Regions from separate parts of the Homo sapiens genome. Here region 2 is linked to region 1. The links are chromatin loops, found by intact Hi-C in ENCODE. Cell type or tissue: GM12878. All regions are shown on one strand. Each heading gives the region's core, and the rest is flanking DNA. Links, peaks and the distances in the headings are about the cores only. Region 1 overlaps CLMP (CXADR like cell adhesion molecule). Region 2 overlaps GRAMD1B (GRAM domain containing 1B).

Region 1 (4,389 bases), core at 148-4,147:
TTCGAATCTCTCTGACGAAGGTAATAAAAGATTTAGATTTAGAAAGCGACTTCACATTTGGAACGAGACAGCGACTATAAATAGACATGTCAATGAAATAGGTTAGCATGAGATCTGGATCTCTGAGAGTCTCGGAATCAAAAGCATACATTCTTGCCTGATCTGTGTACTGGCACAGGCATTCTTGCCAGGGTGTTCAAGCAGTTGTGTGTGTGTGTTTCTGCATGTGTAAACATGAATACATGCATGGAACCATAAATAGCATATTATCAAGGACAGAATTCAGAGAGGTACCTGCTGTATTTCTGAATGGTGGAGTGATCTTTGTGGACCAGATTGTTATCCTTATCCTGACAATTATTACTGGAGAAATCAACACAAAACATTACTCCCAAATAGTCAACCCCCAGTCTGTAGAATAGCAGTGCAGCTTCCAGGCACAGTATGTTTTATTACTGACCATCCTCCTTCCCACCACCAGACTTTGAGAACCTATCAGGACGAAGGGTCCACAGTGATGTTCCGATCTGCCAAACGCAGAAGTCAGCTTGGCAACTGGTTTGCTAATCACTAAGGCTGCCATTCAGTCTGGAAGGTCATCGCCTGCCAGGTATAGCTGCTAAAATTCTAACGTACTCTTCAAGGTCTGGGATAAACATTTCTTTTACTATGAAGCCATCCCTGATCACATTAGTGATCTTCCTCCACTAAATTCCTAAAACAGTTTGACTCTTACACAATACTGACGATCGTACACTGCCTTGAACTGGGTGCCTGTTTTGTGTCTCTATTTGATTGTGATCTCTTGATACACAAAAGACAATGTCATTCATTTCTGTATCCCTGGCAGCACCTAGAATGGTAACAGGTGCTGCTCACATTTATTGAACAAATATGCACTCCAGGTTACTCACCTCTGGGTGCCAATTATTTTGTCAATGTACCTGCTAATTTGTGGTACCCACAACTGGAAGCATAAGGGGTGTTTAAGAAAATGTTGTAGCATCAGTATCCTTGAATATGTTATGATATACAATAATTAAAAATTGGGTACTGGGTGAGTGTGGTGGCTCACGCCTGTAATCCCAGTACTTTGGGAGGTCGAGGAGGGCAGATCACAAGGTCAGGAGATCGAGACCATCCTGCCTAACACGGTGAAACCCCGTCTCTACTAAAAATACAAAAAATTAGCAGGGCGTGGTGGCGGGCACCTGTAGTCCCAGCTATGCAGGAGGCTGAGGCAGGAGAATGGCGTGAACCCGGGAGGCGGAGCTTGCAGTGAGCCAAGATTGCGCCACTGCACTCCAGCCTGGGTGACAGAGCGAGACTTCGTCTCAAAAAAAAAAAAAAAAAAAAATGGGTACTAACAGACCTGTCAAGATCTTGGAACCGTTTTGCCGTGATTTCAGATCCCCAGTGACAATAAGAGAATGTAAATAACTTGATACATTTCAGCTGCCTAGTTTTAAATATGAAATTGGCCTGCAGATGGCCGAGCACAGCGGCTCACGCCTGCGATCCCAGCACTTTGGGAGGCCGAGGTGGGGGGGCTCACCTGAGGTCAGGAGTTCGGGACCAGCCTAACCAACATAGTGAAACCCCATCTCTACTGAAAACACAAAATTAGCCAAGCGTGGTAGCGGGCACCTGTAATCCCAGCTACTTGGGAGGCTGAGGCAGGAGAATCACTTCAACCCTGGAGGCGGAGGTTGCCGTGAGCCGAGATCACACCACTGCACTCCAGCCTGGGCGACAAGAGCAAAACTCCGTCTCAAAAAAAAAAAAAAAAGAAAAAGAAAAAGAAAGAAAGAAATTGGCCTGAAGGCAAGATAGTGACCAAATGACCTTCTGTGGGCCTGCCCAAGCTTGAGATTCTACATTACATATAGTCAGAGCATTCCAGGGTTTCGTAATTTACTGGCCTAGAACAAAAACTAAACTTTAAGCTTGAAAGAGCCTTCAGAGTTATTTTGCCAATTCCTTAATCTCCCTGAAGCCATTGGGGCAGACGTGTTCCGTTCCTCGTTGCCTTTTCTTATTAACTATCTAGAGGCCATAGTTGACCACATCTGATGAATTGATTTGTTTCATAATAAATTCCACAATTAAAATAAGTTTTTTTCCGAGCCAGGGGCATCACTTGAGACCCAGAGTTCAAGACCAACCTGGCCAACATGGTGAAATACCGTCTCTAAAAAAATAAATAAGTCTTTTTTGGTCTTAGACAAACAAAGTAAACATCTGCTTCAGTTGGAATAAGTTAAAACAGTGATCTTAAGTTATTAAAGTAGTGTACGTTTCTATTTCCTGGGAAAAGTTCCTCTCAAATGCCTAACCGTATTTTCTAAGATTTTCATTTTTTCCATGGGCCTTTGAACATTCAATGCACGTGGTTGGAAATTTAGCACATAACCACAAATGGCAGCAAAGTGCTTATAAGCTTAAATCCAAAGTAGTCTGTCATTCTTTGTCCATTAGAATCCTTGTTACTAAGAATAACTACCTTAAAGGTGAGGCCTGGCTAATCCTCCCTAAGTAAATTCTGCCCCCTTGTGGATTAAAAGAGCAACAGAAAGGAAAGAAATGCTGTAGTTGGATGGGCCAGTTCTTTTCAGTTCTTTGAAAAAGCGCTTCAACAATCTTGAAAAGTCCCTTCAACAATCTTGAAAAGTCATGTTAATAATGGAACAAAACTATGGCCGGGCATGGTGGCTCACACCTGTAATCCCAGCACTTTGGGAGGCTGCGGTGGGCCGATCACCTGAGGTCAGGAGTTCCATGCCAGCCAGGCCAACACGGTGAAACTCCGTCTCTACTAAAAACACAAAAATGAGCTGGGTGTGGTGGTGTGCATCTGTAATCCCAGCTACTTGGAAGGCTGAGGCACTTGAACCCAGGAGGCAGAAGTTGCAGTGAGCCCAGATCGTGCCACTGCACTCCAGCTGAGGCACACACACACAAAAACCACACACACAATGGCACAAAACTAGACCTTTTGTATAAATTGTGTAAGCGCTCACTGATGGTGACAAAATACACCGACAGTATTTTACACTTGTATTTTATATTTCGCATCACATTCAACTAAGACAGGGCCTTGAATATACTGAGCACTCATAATTATTAGTAGTTCATAGAATATTATAGTTAGAAAAGACATTAAATATTGGGTTTAACATCCACATATAAGGACCCCTTTACAGCTACTCACACACTCTCATTTGAATGACTCCAGTAATGGAAAACTCACTAAACAGTAGAGCTCTTTCTCTTATCAGACAGCGCTGTTACAGAGTCAGTCAACATATTAAGCCCAAATGGCATAAGCCCTTTCCTTCCTTTCCCTCAACTTCTCCCTTTTCCCTCACTCCTTTTCCCCATCTTTCTCCTCCTCTAAAACTAACCCACAGACTGGGAAGGAAGTAGATGCTCAATATCCGGCCCCCCTTGACTGACGCCCGCAGCTCAGGTTGTCACCTTGGTCTTTGTACCAACACCATTTTTTTTTCTTTGAGAAGTTTCGGTCTGTTGCTCAGGCTGGAGTGCCGTGTTGTGATCTTGGCTCGCTACAGCCTGCACTTCCTGAGTTCCAGCAATTCTCCTGTCTAAGCCTCCCTAGTAGCTGGGATTACAAGCAGGAGTTACCACACCTGGCTAATTTTTTTTTTTTTTTTCTGACGGAGTCTCGCTCTGTCACCCAGGCTGGTGTGCAGTGACACAATCAGGGCTCATGGCAACTTCCACCTCTCGGGTTCAAGCGATTCTCCCATCTCAGCCTCCCAAGTAGCTGGAATTACAAGTGCCTGCCAACACGGCCGGCTAATTTTTGTGTTTTTAGTAGAGACGGGGTTTCACCATGTTGGGCAGGCTGGTCTCGAACTCCTGACCTTGTGATCTGCCCACCTCAGCCCCCCAAAGTGCTGGGATTACAGGCGTGAGCCATCGCATGGGCAACACCACTTATTTCAAGGACTCCAGGAAGAAATATCCCCTTTGGAGGGATGGAAGGAAATAACTAGGCACCATAATGATTCCGTAATTCTGACCAAAGGAACAAAATGCAGTAAACCTATTACTTGTTTTGTGGCCTTTTAAATGATGGAAGGTAGCTACAATGCTGCCCCTTGGTCTTCCATCTTCATAATTTGTTCACCTATAACTGCATTAGCTGTTCCTCATATATTTTTCTCACCCTATCATTTGCCGGTCATGACTCCCCGAATGCCCCTTTTTGTCAATGTCCTTCCCAGTTTTCAGCATCTAAAACTGAACACAGTTGCTCTGGATATGCTAGGTTGGCTAGTATAAAGTACAATGGAGATGTTACTCGGTGTTTGGAACATCGAACCTCTATAAATGCGGCCACATCATACTGGTGGTCAATAAATC
Region 2 (4,389 bases), core at 227-4,226, 470 kb before region 1:
ACACACGCACACACTTGCGCATGCACACACACACATGCCTAAGCTCCATCTCTCGGTGGAGCTTAGATTATTTTCAGTTTTAGGGATCGCTGGGTGGGGGAGCTTTGCTCACAGATCAATACCTTAGCTCCACCCAGAGGTCTGGATCCCCTCCACCTGGTGTTAAAGCGTCCCAACCCAGAAGGGCAGACAAGAGTAGCCATGGTCCTCGAATGTCTGCTGTGTCTAGAGGGAAGGAAGCGACTACGCACAAGGGTGGGTGTGTGCCCGCGGTGATGACCAGTGGCCATGTGATCTATCTCCCCCATTCCACCTGAACTCTGTAAAGACGGTCCACCTTCACCCCCCACAGTGAAACCAGTCCACAGAGGAGCTGGAGGGGGCTGAGGGGCCTCGCGTGGGTGGGGCTGCTTCTGAGCAGCTTCGTCCTCACACATGCCCTCGATGGCCAGGATGTGACTAGAGGCCAGTAGCAAGGCTCCCAGTCCCCCTCTGCAAGGTGCTCTCCAGGGTCACTTCCCAACCTGTCACCACGGTCCATCCAGAGGCCACACCCTCCCATCTTAGCCTCATCCCCACCTCCAATTCAGAGGTCTCAGCAGGTAAAGGGCCCAAATCCAAATATTAAAAACTATTTTTTCCTGACAAAGGTGCGGCCACATGGGAGTCCGGGACCTGAAAACTCGCCTCTAGGCATTGCAGCCAAGGCTACCCCCTTCTGGAGGGGGTGGATGGGGCAAGCAGGCTGCGTCTGGCGTCTGCGCCTAGGGATGGCTCACTTCCTGCGTCCTCACACAGAAGCCCTGATCCGAAGCCCACAGGGCAAGAGGCTGTGCAGATGTTCATTACAAAAGACACCTCCCAGCAGTAGGAAGGTGCGCTCTGGGAGCTGCCGGCCCCAGCAGCCCCACAGTCTCCTTGTGCTTCCTCAAATGCAACCCAGGTCACGAGATCCCTGCTTTACAACGGAGAAACCATCTCCCAAGCTCCCAGCTCCTCGTCTCAATGCCGTGACCTTCGTGTAAGACGCTGGGAGGAAAGGGGGCAACAGGAACATGGGCTGACAGGGGGACCCCGGATGCCTGTGACTCCTCCTGCACGGGGCTCCCTCCTGCCCCAGGTAGACAGAAGCAGATGGTCCCTTTGCATGGGCTGGCACATCGGCGCTTGTGCCTTCCAAATCTATGTGGAACAAAGTGTGAGGGTCACACACAGCCTCAGGCAGGGAAGCCAGTCCTGTCTTTAACCTGATCTGTGATGCTCTTATATCTAATGTTTGCTCTTTTGTAAAGCGTGGGTAAGAACATGTACTAAAGAACTGAAAAGAAACGTGAAACATACCAAGGAGTAGGACTGTGCTGAGGCTCTGCCCTGAACCAGCAATCTCCAGGCAGCTTCTTACCTGCTGCCACTGAGGGGCCACAGGAAAAATGGGTCCCCCCTCCAGCCACGTCCAAAGCAGCCCCCGAGCCTGTCCACTGTGGGCAGGGGTCCCTGAACTCTGCCCAGAGGCACATTCAATCCCCGTGGTTCTGCATTCCCGGAAATGAGTCCCAAAGGCTCTGCCAGACGGGAAGGACCCAGACCCACAGGGGCAGGGAAGTCAGAGGAGCTGCCGGCCTCTGGGGGTGAGAAGGGGCGTCCCTCATCCTCTGGCTTTAGTTTGCTGTAGCGCCCCTACCTGGAGGACCAGGCCAGAGGGAAGGAAGGCACAGAACCAGGGAGCAGCAGTGGAGCCTTCTCTGACAGCTTATAAACACATGGATTTGGCCAAAGAGGAAGAAGGGAGTCAGGACAAAGACACAGCTGTTGGGGACATGCTCGTTTCTATCATTTTTCCTAGAAGGTCTGAAGAGCAAGCACTTAAAGGAATGCAAGGCCCCTGGAAACAGACCCAGGTTACTGGGAGGTGGTTTCCAGAAACATCTCCCACCGCGAAGGCTCCGGGAGTCTGGAAGATTAAGTAAGGTGCGGGGTGTGGAGGAGGTAGGGGGGCAGGGACTAGGAGAGCTCTACATTTAGTAGGAGTTAGAAATAAAAAACAATTCTTACTTTGATCAGGTTAAGTCTGTCATACTGGAAAGAAAACCACAAAAATTAGATTTGAAAAAAAAAAAAAAGGAAAGTCAAAGAAGGGTCAGTGCCACAGCGCCAGCGCGATGCCCGCACCGCGGTGGGGAGGTGTGCAGCAGGGCGGGAGGAGGCGCGCTTTGCCGCACCTGCTGCATAGCGCCCTCAGGGCAGGTGGGAGAGCGGCAGAACGGCCCCTCGCTCCCTCTGGTGGCCACAGGCTGTCACTACAGAGCGGAAGCTGGGCGGTAGCACAAACTCATTGGGAGGGAAGTGCTGGGGCCGGACTGCACCTAGGAGGGTCGGCCTGGACAGCACAATGATGGATCCAGAGGGGTCGGGCCTTAGCGATCACCTGGTGCCATGCCTACATAGTAGCAAATGAGGAAACTGAGGCCCAGAGAAGGGAAGAAAGACACCGTGCATGGGACCTGACCCCAGGGAGAAGCAGAGGCACTGGCCAGCTTGCCCAAAAAATATAAGGCATGGTGTCCTCTAGGGGTGGCCAGGAGACAGGGAGTGAGGTGGACCAGCTACAACAATATCAGTAAAAACAGCTATGAAATGGCTTGCTGGGAAGACATGTGATTAACCCCAGAAGATGTTCCACGGGGAGGGGCATGTCCCCATCCCGCTACCAGAACCTCCTCTTTTTGCCGCACCATCTACTTCAGGCCCTGGCCTTCAAAGAACCTAATTCCCCTACTGGTTCTTGTGTTCCTCTTCTGAAGTCTGTGTGTCCTGCACATGCACGTCCCAGGCCAATGCAATGGCTCCCAGCTCCACGTGGGATGCTACAGTGTCCCTCCTGGCACAAGCCCGTCCTCTTTTAACTCCATTGAAAGGATGGCAGGGCAAGTGTCGATGGCAATGATCAGTGGGAGAATGAGGTGGGGAAGTGGGTAACCAATGTCAGAAAACTCAGAATGTGTCTGCCAGGGATGGGCATGGCGTCCACCCAATCTCCCAGGGGAAAGGAGACCTGCACTCACCCCAGCACCTCCCTCCTCAGTTCCTATGAAAAGGCCCAGTTTGGCCCCTGATTCCTGCTCAGCTCTCAGTCCCTTCATTATGTCTCCTTTTAGCATCTCCAAAACCCCACTCAGAATTCTACCTGGTCCCTGACGCCTGTCCTGGCTGCCCCACTCAAATGATTTATCCTACCTCGGAGCTTACAGAACATCCCCAACTACTCAAGAGCCAGGCTTAGGGTGTACAGAATCTGGATGGAAAAGTGTGCAGGAGCAGGGAGTGGGGAGCCTGATGCCCCTGTCAGGCCATATCCACCCTCTTGCCAGCTGAGCCTCGAGCACCCACTAGTCCCACATCAACCAGGCCAGAGGTGGGAGGCACTCAAGAGGGGGCTGCCACAGGGCATTTCAAAACCCCATTCCCAGATATCAGATATGCCTGCACCTGCCGAGCCGCTGGAGCCCACAGAGATCTCCTGCTGGCTTCCTCGCTCCAGGTAAAGTTCCTCCTTCCCTGTCCACAGCCAGGAACGGCCATTTAAAATCCTCACAGCCAAGATGTGCATTTAGTCTAAAGATCACAGACTACAGGATTAGCCGTGTCGCCCCTTGTGCTTCCCTTAGGAAAGGGAACAGCTGTTCACCCTCCTCCTCCCCAAAGCACGGAGAGACTTGGGACTATTATTAAGTCATCCTCGGCTTCCCCTTCTTCGGGCTGCATCCCACCTCCTTGCCCCATGGGCCTTGTTGTTCCACAACACCTATCGCTCACCCTCCACTCGCTGCACGTTCTCCTGTGGCCTCAGAATTCCTGGGCTCCCGGGAAAGACTCTGGCACTGGCCACATCTCTCCAGGTTCTGCCAATGTTTGCCAACCTCCAGGCATGGGCACCCCACCCTCTGGGAGAACAGCTTTCCCCTCTGATCATGATTCAGGATCCTAAGCACACCATGAACCCCAGTCTGGGCAGTGGTTAGAAATGCTAAGGGGTGCCCAGGTTGAGCAGCTCTCGAGTGGGGAGGAACAGAGTACGCAGGCAGAGCTCCTGAGGGCGTGGCTGCTGCACCAATGAACTCATCGACCTGAACCCCTGCCCCCCAGTCAGCGCAGCCCTCCTGCCATCCTCACTCACCACTGCTGGGCAATCCAGAATCAACCACCAAAGGGGAGGGGCCTGGAGTACAACCAGATGGGGTCTCCTGCCCCAAAGGAATGAAACTAACGCCAGGCAGGGCTCTGTTTCTCGACCGCACCATGTAAGGAGGGAATAAACTCCCAGCCAGAGGCAGTGTCCAGGGAGCAGGCAGACATGGGTGCAGGGTCGGGAGTGGGGGAGGGTCTGTTCTC

Evidence for each region. A loop is a pair of places that touch in the nucleus more often than their neighbours do. Peaks named below come from ENCODE experiments on the same cell type or tissue, not always from the same donor. Only the 100,000 strongest peaks of a DNase experiment are listed, where the experiment ranks them.
Region 2: it touches region 1 in a loop (4-fold over the local background); 4 of 110 quality-filtered maps call a loop at or near these places.

Annotation. Positions count from the first base shown.
Region 1 is chr11:123,109,739-123,114,127 of GRCh38, reverse strand. The region is part of intron 1 of CLMP (CXADR like cell adhesion molecule); the gene reads left to right. Among named protein-coding and RNA genes, the nearest start is that of HSPA8, 50 kb to the right of the region's middle. In GM12878, for the core only: a CTCF peak has its summit at 2,548 (motif pointing left); no DNase peak of the experiment used is centred there.
Region 2 is chr11:123,578,633-123,583,021 of GRCh38, reverse strand. The region is part of intron 3 of GRAMD1B (GRAM domain containing 1B); the gene reads right to left. Among named protein-coding and RNA genes, the nearest start is that of SCN3B, 74 kb to the left of the region's middle. RefSeq lists an enhancer at 2,212-2,821 and a silencer at 3,683-3,905. In GM12878, for the core only: a CTCF peak has its summit at 2,259 (motif pointing left); no DNase peak of the experiment used is centred there.